Regions from separate parts of the Mus musculus genome. Here region 2 is linked to region 1. A link is a contact called in ENCODE POLR2A ChIA-PET data. All regions are on one chromosome and are shown on one strand. Each heading gives the region's core, a stretch centred on a gene start or an enhancer-like site at or near the end of the contact. The rest is flanking DNA. Distances are from core to core; before and after follow the strand shown. Region 1 holds the start of Gid4 (GID complex subunit 4, VID24 homolog). Region 2 holds the start of Drg2 (developmentally regulated GTP binding protein 2).

Evidence for each region. ChIA-PET counts read pairs that join two places held with the same protein, here RNA polymerase II (POLR2A).
Region 2: POLR2A ChIA-PET joins it to region 1 with 28 read pairs in embryonic stem cell. The contact joins the promoter of Drg2 here to the promoter of Gid4 in region 1. POLR2A ChIA-PET finds 5 or more read pairs at or near these places in 4 of 5 experiments (Patski and embryonic stem cell).

What each region holds. Positions count from the first base shown.
Region 1 is chr11:60,412,167-60,418,590 of GRCm38, forward strand. It overlaps Gid4 (GID complex subunit 4, VID24 homolog), which reads left to right and starts at 4,979. Exons shown (of 6, transcript NM_025757.4): 1 at 4,979-5,678. The coding sequence starts at 5,490. It overlaps Atpaf2 (ATP synthase mitochondrial F1 complex assembly factor 2), which reads right to left and starts at 4,868. Exons shown (of 8, transcript NM_145427.3): 1 at 4,585-4,868. The coding sequence starts at 4,744.
Region 2 is chr11:60,452,363-60,458,173 of GRCm38, forward strand. Drg2 (developmentally regulated GTP binding protein 2) reads left to right here and starts at 2,229. Exons shown (of 13, transcript NM_021354.2): 1 at 2,229-2,381; 2 at 4,189-4,349. The coding sequence starts at 2,318.

The DNA of each region.
Region 1 (6,424 bases), core at 3,729-6,228:
TTGCTTAAGTCCATATACAGAAACAAGTGGTTTTCAGTGTCACTTCCTTCTTAAATCCCTCTTGTCTAATGTATGGTTATTCTACCACTCACAGTTTAGGAGCTGCCCCCTACCCCCCACTTTTAAGAACCTAAAGGCACAGGACTACAATTCCCAGACTACAATAAAAATCTGTGTCAACCATACAATCATGATACCGTTATCTTTTAAAACAGCGCCATCTGGTGGGTCTTGGACCTTAAAGCTAAATTCAAAATAGTTAACCTTTTATAATCCTATGACATCTCTAAGTGGTGGTTTTCAGACATCAAAATTCGTTTAACATAAACATATAAAGAAAGCCTCCAACTCAGGCCAGGTATGGTGGTGTGTGCCCTTAACCACAGCACTGAGGAAGCAGAGGTAGGCAGTTTGAGACCAACTTGGTCTACATGGAGATCAAAGCCATCCAGGGATACACAGAAAGACCATCTCAATAATTAATGTAATTAATAATCCACACTGAAATACTACATCACACCCTTTGAGGTGACTATAATAAAAAAGTCAGACAATAACAAGTTTTAGTGAGGGTATAAAGAAATTTGAGACTTCATGCACTAGTACTAGAAATTTAAAACATTGCATCCACCTTAAAAAACAAAAAACAACCTTAAGGGCTAGGAGGTGGGGACACAGGTATTTAATCTCAACAACTGAGAGCAGAGGCAGATGGATCTCTGTAGTGTGAGGTCAGCCTGCTCTACAATGCTAGTTCCAGGACAGCTATGGCTATACAGAAAAACTATCTTGACACCCCTCGCCACCAAAAAACCCCCAAAAAACAAAAACTAATCTTACTATTCCTTAATGAGCTAATTTCCATTTGATCCAGCAATTTTAAGCTTAGAAAATATAGCCAGGAAAGATAAAACCAAACCCATGCAAAAACTTGTACACAAAAAGTGCTGTATCAGCATCATTCATCATCATTCATTACTCAACCAAAGAGTAAGAAACAACTCACGTGTCCATAAATGTGTATTTCTACACCAAGCTATTCAGCAATAAAAAGACTGGACTATGGATATATGTATGATACAACACAGACAGACCTTGAGAACATAAATACTCAATTACTAAGTAGAAAAGGCTAGTCCTAAGCTCCACACAATGCAATGTCTAAAACTGAAATCTTTAAGGAAGTAATGGTTGCCTACGGCTGGGGAGATGGCCAGGCAGGTGGATGGTACTAAAGGGTACTCGCTGCCTTTTTTTTTTTAATGTGTTTAGGAATTTTGCCTGCATGTATGTCTATCCACGATGTGCACGCCTTGTGCCCAAGGCCAGAAGGCATTTGATCCCCCGGGACTGAAGTTATGGATGGCTGTGAGCTGCATGTAGGTGCTGGGAACCAAACCCAGGTCCTCGGGAAGAGCAACCAGTGCTCTTAAGCCTGAGCCAGCACTCTATCCCCTACGGACTACTTTTTACCATGATAAAAATGTTCTTAAACTGACGGTGATGGTCATTCAAATTAGTGAATATATACTAGGGAATGTACTGTATGCTAAGTAAATTATATGTATTAGATTTTTAAAATTTTATCTCACCTGTGAGTGCTCTGTCTGACTGTATGTACATGTGCTATGTATGTGCTTTGTACCCACAGAGGTCAAGGTCAGAAGAGGGTATCTGATCCCATGGAACTGGAGTTACAGATGGCTGTGAGTCACTATATGGGTGCTGGGAACTGAACCCATTCCTCTGTAAAAGCAACAAGTGTTCTTAATCTCTGGGCCATCTCTCTAGCCCCTTAAGTAAATTATATCTTAATAAAGGTATTTAAAATTCTGCCAGGGTCAGAGAGATGGCTCCGTGGGTAAAGGTGCTTACAAGCAAGTCTGATTCCAAGTTTAATCTCCCAAGCCCATGTAAAGGTAGCAAGAGAGCACCAACTGTCAGAGGTTGTCCTCTCATCGCCACATGTACAGTGGCACATGGATGCCCAAATACATGCATACACAAATAAATATATGATAATAAAAAATTCTTGCAGCCAAATACATAAGTGCACTATTTTCCAAATTGCTTTTCATCTGGAGTGGAGGTCCATACCCTAGGCTGTTCTGGCCAATATAATGAAAGCAGACAATATGTATGAGTATGTGGCTTTGTTCCAATAAAACTCTACTTCAAAAGCAGATAGCCGTCTGGTCCCTGACACTCCTATGAGAATGGCAAAGCAGGTAACGTCTCTTAAGTGGCAGAAACTTGGAGAAGCTGCCTTGGACAGGAGGCAATTTGTAAATGGTAGGAACAGGACAGGACTTCAAGCTTTTATTTCTTTGGGAATTTACCTCATATGCTGCTTCTCCAAACTACATCCTCCTCTGGGCAGAAAACAGCAGGAGGGTGGCAATGGCCTCACAAAGGTCTCTGCACTGCAGGACCTCCTCCTCCAACCCCACAGCGAGCCCTTCCTTCAAAAGCCTCTCCTCTCCTGACAAGTTTCTATGGTGTAGCTGTTCCTAACATTGACAAGTGGATTCTTAAAGAAGAAGGACTTAATAATTTACATACTTCAAAGATACACAAAAATATCTCCCACCTGGGGAGGACAAAAAGAGCAAAGCATACCCTAGGGAGGCACGGCATAAACAAAGGAACACATTCAGGAGTTCACTAAATAGGCAAAGGGTCAATTTAAGCGCATGGATGCTTTTTGTTTTCCATTGTGGAGGTGCTTGATCTGCCATCTTTTCTTCTGTATTACAGACTTACCAGTTGGCTCTTAGCATTATTTAGCACATAGTAGGTAGTCAAAGGTGAAAGAAAATAGGAATGTATGAATGAATGGGGCACAGAGAGCTATCTGTAAGTCAAGCCCGTTCTCCTCCTCCCCATACCCCATGACCTCAAGTGATCCTATCTCAGGCTCCCAAGCAGCTGATACATGTGTGTGACGCTACTCTTAGCTTCTTCCTTTGTCTTTACTGGCTTTTTCTGCCCCACTTTTAGGCCTTCGTTTGTGTCCTGATAAGCAAAAATCAGCTCCCTGGTGCATCCACTCCCTTCCCCAGTTATATAAAATCATGGGCTATAGACCATTGAACGGCTCACCACGTATAGACGCTGACCACTAAACCCAACATCCTCAGTTCAGTCCCTCAAAGCCACAACCAAGTCCTGCTGGTTGTCCTCTGACCTCCATGTGCATGCCAAGTGCACACACAGATATATACACACTAAATGAAACAAGAAATTATGGGATTTACAGCCTAAAGAATTCTTAAAGGCAATCTCATGCTTCAGATCACCAAAGAAAGCAACATCATACATGCCCAAGACCACAGTACCTCAGAGATTTTGCCAACAACAGACCCCAGGTTTGTACTCTTATGCCAATTGCCAAACTGCCTATGGAATTGTTGCCTAATGAGGGCAGTGTTGCAGCAAGACCTCTAACACCCAGTCATCACCTCTGGACATGTTACACCCCCTTTCTCCCCCATCAAACTCTTACTCATCTCTCAAGCCCCAGTTTAAATGCCCTTTCAATCACCCTGTACACGCTCATCCTTGTGATTTCTTAAGTCCTTCATAGTTCCCATATCACAATATATTGCAAACTATTGTTTCGTAAGCATAATGAATCCTGCATCTGATGTTGAGAATCATTCAGGTGAGACCACATGCCCTCAACACAAAACAACTAACTGAATTTAGAGAGGTCATCACTACTTTTCATTCACTGAAGTGAACCTCACTTGTAGCAATCTCTCTTTCAGAAGCAATGAAATAACCTTCTTTCAGTCTTATTACAGTCCTTAGTAGGTCAAAGAAGCCTGGCATAAACTCCCACTTAGAGAAAGCTGCAGAGAATGCAGAGGCTGTGGCACTGCACTAGGACAGAGGGCCCGCAAACCCCTAAGGAAGTGTGCTGTGTGTGGTGGAAGACTTAAGGCCTGCCTCTGTGCCAAGTCTTCTGCTGGGTCCTGAGGACACAACACAGTCATGAGGACACAACACAGTCAGGTCAGTCTTTGCCTTCCATAGCCTCAACCAGTCTGCTCTGTGACCTTGGATGTCCTGATTGAAAGCCCAAATTTTCCTTTCTGAATCCAACTAAGACACCTGCTCCCCTTTAAAAGGAAAAACAAACAAACAAACAAACAAGCAAACAAAAAAACCCTGAAGCTGGGAGGTGGTGGTGGTGGTGGTAGTGGTGGTAGCACTCAGGAACTAGAGACAGGAGGATCTCTGAGTACGAGGCCAGCCTGGTCTATAGAGTGAGTTCCAGAGCAGCCAGGGTTACACAGAAAAATCCTATCCCCGAAAAAATAAAAAGAAAAGAAAAAATAAAGGAAATTGAGAAAAGCCTCAAGAGCCAAATATCTCGTGTCCTGGGCACGCTGTGTCCCCTAAAGTCACCCTCGCACTTGTTTGGATGTCATTTTTCAAATTGAAACAGAACTCTGTTGCTCTAAATATTCGCATAGGCCTGAACCCTGCCTGTCACCCCGCATTGCACGTCAGAAACCTTCCTCCAGGTGAGCCCGACTTGGCTCCTGACCAAAAAGTCACATTATGTCCGGGCCTCACCTGTTGGCGGGACATAGGCCCGGGCCGGAGGCTGCGGAGCTGGCCCCGGCCATACTGAGACGGTGGGGTCACTGAGACGCCGGTCCAAGAGACCGCGCCACCGGTCCCTCAGCCGGGGGTAGATTCGCCACATCCTGCCCAAGGACCTGGGTGGACACATGCGTGGAAACAGAGTACAGGAAAAGAGCGAAGAGAACCCCACACCCCTCGCTGGTTCTGTACGGAAACCTCTCACCAAGGGTTCATAGCCCTCAGCCTCCTCAGCACGCCGCCATCTTCCTCATGACACCTACGGCGCGCCGTCGCAGCCGTGCGCCCCGCTGCGCGCCACTCCCGCCCCCGTCAATCAGCATCATAAACGTGCTCGCCACGCCCCCTCCATGCCGCGCCACGGGAAGAAAACTACAAGTCCCAGAGGGCCGTTCGCGCTCTGCGCCACGTGCTTTCTCTGTCCGCCAATGGGCGGAAGCGCCGCGTGAGCTTGCTCCCGCCTCTCCAGCGCGCCCGCGCCAATTGGAAGCTGCAGAGTGTGTGTGTGTTTGTGTGTGTGTGAGCGCGCGCGTGTGTGTGTGAGCGCGTGTGTATGAGTGAGTGAGTGTGTATGCGCGTGTGTGTGTGTGTGCGTGCGTGCGTGTGTGTGTGTGTGTGTGTGTGTGTGTGTGTGTGTGTGTACCCGCGAGGGCAAGTGGGAAGGGAGACCCAGCTCAGGTCTGGGAGGCCCTGCTTGCAGGTCTCCGGGTCCAGGTGGCAACACGAGCGCTTGGTCTGGCCTCAGCGGGCGGGTGGTTCCCCGGCCCCTCCCCCGCGCGTGCGCGCCCGGGTCCGCCCTCCCCGCAGCTTCGGCTCCCGCGCGGCGGCGGCGGTTCCTTCCCCCTCCCCCAGCCCTGGCTCCGGGGGACCCCGCGATGCCGGTCCGCACCGAGTGTCCCCCGCCGGCGGGTGCCTCAACCACATCCGCGGCCTCACTCATCCCGCCGCCGCCCATCAACACCCAGCAGCCCGGCGTGGCCACCAGCTTGCTCTACAGCGGCTCCAAGTTCCGTGGCCACCAGAAGAGCAAGGGGAACTCGTACGACGTAGAGGTGGTGCTGCAGGTGAGCGCCAGGCGGCAAGGCCGGGCCCGAGGGCCTCCTCGCGGCGCTCACGGGCCGGGCCTGCCCTGGGCTCCTCGAGCCCTCAGCCGCGGACCAGGCCCTCTCACTGCCGGGGCCTCCTGCACCCGGCGCCTCCCACCGGGACCTGCCCAGCTGATGTCACACTCTCGAACCCTACCCCTAGCCCACCCCTAGACTCAGAGCCTGTAGTGGCCAGTCTCCGACAGACCCCGAAGACTGTCCCACACTTAGAGCCTTTGACTCGCCGGCTTGGGCATCCGGAAGCTCCCCCATGACTAGCCGTCCTTTAGCCTGAGTCGGTTCTTCCCAAGTCCTGTCCTCCCTACACCAGCCAGCCCTCCCACCAGTCCCTGTCGGATCCTGAAAAACTCTCCATTGGCTGCCCCAAACTCAGTACCTCTCGATAGCGGCCAGTGTCACATTCTCCCGGAATGAAGCTTTTCCTCTGACCCCAACTCCATCCTGAGTGCCAGGGACATTGCTCCTTAGGAGAACTCAGTCAGCCCACTGCTGACGGGGGAGAGGTGGCCAACCTCCCTCCATTGGCTGAGACAACCCACAGAGGTTGAGGCTCCCCAAAGACCAGGGAGCCTCACACCCAAATATCTCCAGTTGCACCACTTAGTGTTAAGACCTTGTCTCGTGGGGCCTTCCAGTACCAAAACCCGGCGTCAGTCAGTTCATAGGCATCCGCTGCTACACTTTGCTTCCTGTCCCAGGCTTCT
Region 2 (5,811 bases), core at 979-3,478, 37 kb after region 1:
GCTCCAGAACCTACATGGTAGAAGGAGAAAGCAGACTCCCAAAAATTGGTCTTTAACCTCCACACAACCATACTTCACCACAAAATAAATAAAATGTAATCAAAAAAATCTTAAAGGCAAAGAGAGAGAAAGACATCAGATGTTAGCCTCTGGCCTACACACACACACACACACACACACACACACACACACACACACACACACACACACACACACACACACATATATTCATCCCTAGCATACAGAGAGTAGCACTGGGCATCACTAGTCTGTAGTCCTTGTCTTATGTGTGATTAGAATCCATCCCATCTAGAACTGGAAGCTCTGGGAGAAGGGATAGGGCTCTTTCTACACCACGTACTGTCCTAAGGCTCCTGATTTGGCAGGTTCTTCTAAGCACTAAACACACGTCAATCACTGTGTTATGTTTGGGTTACATCAGTAACTCAGCAGAATGGGGTTGTTGTGTTGTTGAGTCATGGGCCTTACTGTATTCTGAACATTAACTCTCTGTGTCCTCTGTGGTTTTCTCCAGTGTCTTTGACCTTGCTGAAGTATCTTTTGATGGACAAGTTAAATATGTACATAGAGCATAGTGACCTCTCCCTGTGCAAACCAGCCCCATCTCCACAGATCTGCATGGACAGTGGAGCTCACAGCTGGCTTCCAAGACTTAGGTTTGGAGGAGTCGGATCTTCCTTGAAGGAAAGGCTAGCTGCCTTTTCCTTGATCTTGAGGTAGGCCCAATTCTCGGGCAGGCAGCAAAAACAAAACAAAAAAATTAAGGACCATGGGATCATGAAGCAGACAGCAGAGAAGATGTTAGCATTCTTGGAAATTGAGCCATTTCCCCCAACTGTAAAGTCAAAGTGAGCTTACTTCTGGGGTTACAAGGTGGTGGTAAAAGATTCCAACAGCCATATTAGGAAGGAGTTGATGGAAGGGGTGGGGATAGGGAATAAAAGAAGTGCAAGATACAGGTATATGAATGGAAATGTTATGGGGCTAGAGATGGCCCAGTGCTTAAGAGCACTTGTACTTGCAGAGGGCACAGGTTTGACTCTGGACCCCTATGGTGGGACACAAGCATCCCTCCAGATCCAGGCAATCTGATGCCCTCTTCTGACCTCTGCAGGCAACAAGGAAGACATGCATGTGGTATACACATACATGTAGGCAAAACACTTATACATGGAAAATAAAACATCTTTTAAAATGTTATAACCCATTATTTTGAATGCTAATTGTTTTTTAAAAGGAAATTTGAGGCAGAAGGGACCTGAGGACTTGGGCCTGGGCTTCTCAGGCCTTCTCATCTGCATTGACCACCCCAGCTTCCAAAATGCTCCATCACCTTTTGATACCCACTCAAAACATCATATAAACCTACCACACTTAAATCGTACTACCTTGCAGAAACAGCATACACATCTACTGCATTACCATGAGGGTGTGTAGACTTGGAGTTCACAGCCAGAGCTTCATTCTATCTTGGCACTGTCATTTAACAGCTGTAATTTGCAATACCTATTCGGAAACTGCAATGCAAGCGAGACTGGTGACCCCATGCACTTTGTTCTTGAAACAGACATGTTCGATTCCCAGAACCCACGTGGTTGTTCACCACCGTCTGAAACTATACTTTTAGGAGATCTGGTGCCCTGTTCTGAGCTCCACTGGCACATGCACATGGTGTACATACATATATGCAAGCAAAACACACATAAAATGAATACATCTAATTTAAAAATTAAAAAAACAAAAAAACAATACCCCACATTAAAGCTGGCATTAAGTGCTCTTAACGGCTGAGCCCAGTTTTGAACTTTTCGTTTGCTTTCCTATCTGACACTGATACTAGCTGTGCAACCCAGCTGACTTCAAATTCGCAGCAATCCTCCTGCTCCTGCCTCCTGAGTACTGGGATTAAAGGTTACTCCAGCAGGCTAGACCCCAAGACTCTTTTACTGCCTTTACAAAATGGGAGCCTTAAGACTTTCTGCCCATCTCCTTTTCTGTCACTATCAAAGAGAAAAGAGATTCCCCCTCTGCTTTGCAAACTCAAAGCAGTTTGGGGTCTGGTCCTAACGAACCAAAGTCAAGACCCGGATGCTCATCGCAGCTGGACGAGGTAGGAACGGATGGTATCTGCTCTCCACGTGGTGTGCCCGGACTCCGAATCTCGTAGCACCGGGAGCTCGGGAGGACTCCATTCTTGGTGCGCTTCCTGGTTCTGACTGCTTTGCTTCCGGCATTAGACGTGAGCGCTCAGCGCTGTAAGCTATAGGCAGCGTGAATCTCCGCCGAAGCTGCAACTATGGGGATCTTGGAGAAAATCTCGGAGATCGAGAAGGAGATCGCTCGAACGCAGAAGAACAAGGGTAAGGGCGGGATCGGAGGGGTCTCCCTTTCTACCCTCCTTGTTTTTCTTGTCTGTAAAATGAGGGGACAACTGGAGCCACCACCGAGGCCGGAGAAACACCGGGGAAGTGCCGAGGCGTGCGTGAGGCGGGAGCGGGCACATTCAGCGACGTGATTTCAGGGTTCTTGAGAGATCTGATCTGTGCTGGACTCAGTGTTCAAGTAGAGAAACCTCAGCGCGCACAATAAGCCCGTGACCCAGAAAGGCAGTGTCGGAGATTTTCCCCTAGGGTCCTGGCAGCTGGGCCTTCATGCTGAGAAGGGCAAGAGAAGACATCTCACAAAACAGCTTGTCCCGGCAGACAGGCAGGCGCCAGCGAGCTAGTGTCAAGGAAGTAGGGACTGGAGAATTTGTCCACTACGTTCTTGCTATGTAACCTTGTAAAGTCATGTCAGTTTTTGGCGACCCAATGTCCTCATCTGTGGATAGGGATAACACCCGCTCTGTTGTGGTTCACATGTGCAAAGCCCTTGCCAGAGTGATCACCTAATATTTAAAGTAAACCACCCCAAATACACAACACCAAGGAAGCATCAAACTGTGAGGGTTGGGGATCAGTGGAGAGGTGGGACTGCCAAGCAGTGTCTAGCCTTGGTGCTTTCCCGAGTCTTGAAGAAATGTGGTGACAGAGTTAGTGCTGCTGCCCTTCCTGTTCGGATGCACAAGGCTAAGTGACCTTTCCAGGCAGTAATGGCAGGGTGGGATTGATCTGACTTAAATTCAGGCAACAGCAGGTTCATAGGTCCTGAGGCAAGGATAAAGTCAGAGAAGGGTGGAAGGAGTTGGGGCAGGACAGCTGAGGTCCTCAGTCTCAACCATGTCCCTGCTATCATGCGGATTCGGTAAGACCTGAAACAGAATTCCTTCTCAGTAACTTAACCCTGTTCCCCAGAATTTGGAAGCAGTATGGTAACCCTAACAATACTTTTTTTGGTTTGGTTTGGTTTTTGGTTTTTCGAGACAGGGTTTCTCGCTGTAGCCCTGGCCGTCCTTGAACTCACTCTGTAGACCAGGCTGGCCTTGAACTCAGAAATCCGCCTGCCTCTGCCTCCCAAGTGCTGGGATTAAAGGCGTTCGCCACCACGCCCGGCCTGACAATACTATAAAGGAGAAGGAAAAGGGACAGGTGTACAGTGAAACAGTCTGTTCTCCCTCCATGAGTGCTGGGTGATGTCAGGAGAACTAAGCACAAGGTACCCATCCTCTGCCTGGGGCCGCAGTGATGGGACGTGTGCAGGGAGGCTGTGTGGCCTCCTGGATTCCGTCAGGGGCTGATCACAGCATGGCAAATTTGTGTATGCCACAGTGTCCCCTTCTTCCATGAAGTGGTGCACCACATGGAATTCCAGCACTACAGAAAGTGCCCTGTGTCCATAGAGAAGCAGGGCAGACCTGAGGCCTTCAAGCCTGACCCAGGTTTTCTCTGGACGTCTTCAGGATGTGACAAGTCACGAATTCAGGAACTTCCCGGCTGTTCGGAATTGGTTCGTGATCTTTAGGGCAGCTACCAGGAGAGAGTAAAGCTCCAGAGTGAGCAGAGAGCAGCCCTGTGACCTTCTGTCTGCCTCAAGTACCATTAGTGCTGCCCATCCGTGCTCCTTAGGATGCTGAGATACCAGTGGGGTACCAGGGGAACCCTTGAGGTCTCCTTGAGGTGATTGTTGTCTGGTCTTGATGTTCTCAGCACTTGGCCCTATGTGGGTCCCCACCTGACCCTCCAGGTAGAGACCCTGACACTTGTTCCTGTCTTGTTTTCCATCCTCCAGCCACCGAGTACCACCTGGGCCTGCTGAAAGCAAAACTGGCCAAGTATCGGGCCCAGCTCCTGGAACCATCCAAATCCGCCTCATCCAAAGGAGAGGGCTTTGATGTCATGAAGTCAGGTGATGCCCGTGTGGCACTGATTGGCTTTCCCTCTGTGGGTAAGGTCAGTGATGGTCTCTGTGGACCTTGGGGAGAACAATAGAGGGTCACTTACCTACAGCATGCCCATCCCTACCTCCCCTCAAAGTCTTACCTCCCTATCGCCCTAACTTAGAGGTTACTCTTTCTTCTCCTTAGCAGGAATAGTTGGCCTTCCAACTGAGCCAGTGGCACACAGTGTGTACCTTATGCTGGGCATTGGGCCCGATACTGGGATGCCCATCCCTACCTGCACATACTTCCTCTCAGAAAAGACAATTTGAGCAAATTCAGGTGTCACTTAGTTGGTTTTAAGCTCCAAGGAAGTCCAAGGTCCTTCAAGACATGTCTGGGTAGCTGAAGGCTTCTCTAGTGAGTGGTTGGTGTATCAGAGGTCCTAACCGATGTGAGGGAGCTTGCTGAGAGAGGCCCTTCAGGGGAAGCCTGCCTGTAGACATTGGGAGAGCTGGGCTATCTGCCCAAGTGAGCATCAGGAGAGCGGAGGTGATGAGAGTCAAGAGAAGTTGGGCCTCAGAGCTAGCACACAGACTGGCTACAAGTGAAGTGATGATGTCACTGTGGAGTCTTCTAGAAAGTTTCTTCTGGAAAGTGGTTCAGTTTAATGTCCTATCTTGACTCACATTTTATGTGGTATGATTAAGTAAGCATCTTTGCCAGGGCAGATAAGGTTTTAATACATTTCAAATACGTGCCACACTGGATGTCAGAGAACTTAAAAGAGTCAGTTCTTTCCTTCTACCTTATGGGTCCATAGGATAGAACTCAACTTGTCAGGCTTGGTGGCAAATACTTTGTATCTGCTGAGCCATCTTGAGAGACAATAGGTTTTTAATGCTAGAATGATCTTGGATTTTTGTTGTTGTTGCAGAGAGTTGCCAGAGTCCTGATAACTGTTTCTTTATTGGTAACACTGTTACCTGAGGAAACACCCTTGTTACAACCCATGCATTAAGGGCAAGCTGTTGTCTGTGTCCATGCTTGGATTCATAGCTCTTTTAACTTCTACTAACCTGGCTTCCCTCACCATATTCACCTGCCCTGTTCCCCTGATTCTAGGCAGCCCCAGCATACTTTGGTTTTTACTTTTTGTTTTGGTTCAAGGCCCGTGTCTCACTGTGTAGCTCTGCAGGGGCTGGAATTGGCTCTGTAAATCAGGCTGACCTCAAACTCAAACTCACAGTGACCTACCTGTCTCTGCCTCCTGAGTGCTAAGATTAAAGGTGTGCCTCACCTTGTCTAGCCCTGATTTTTAGTTTTATTTTTCTCTATTCACATGTGTGTGGGTACATGTGTTTGAGGGTGTTTGTTTGTGCACGTGTATATGTATAGGGGTGGAGGCTAGGACAATATCCAGTGTCATTTCTCAGGCTCTCCACCTTGGTTTTTGGTTTTTGTGGAGGTTTTTTTTTTTTTTTTTTTAGATTTATTTATTTATATCTCTGAGTACTCTGTCTGCATGTACACCT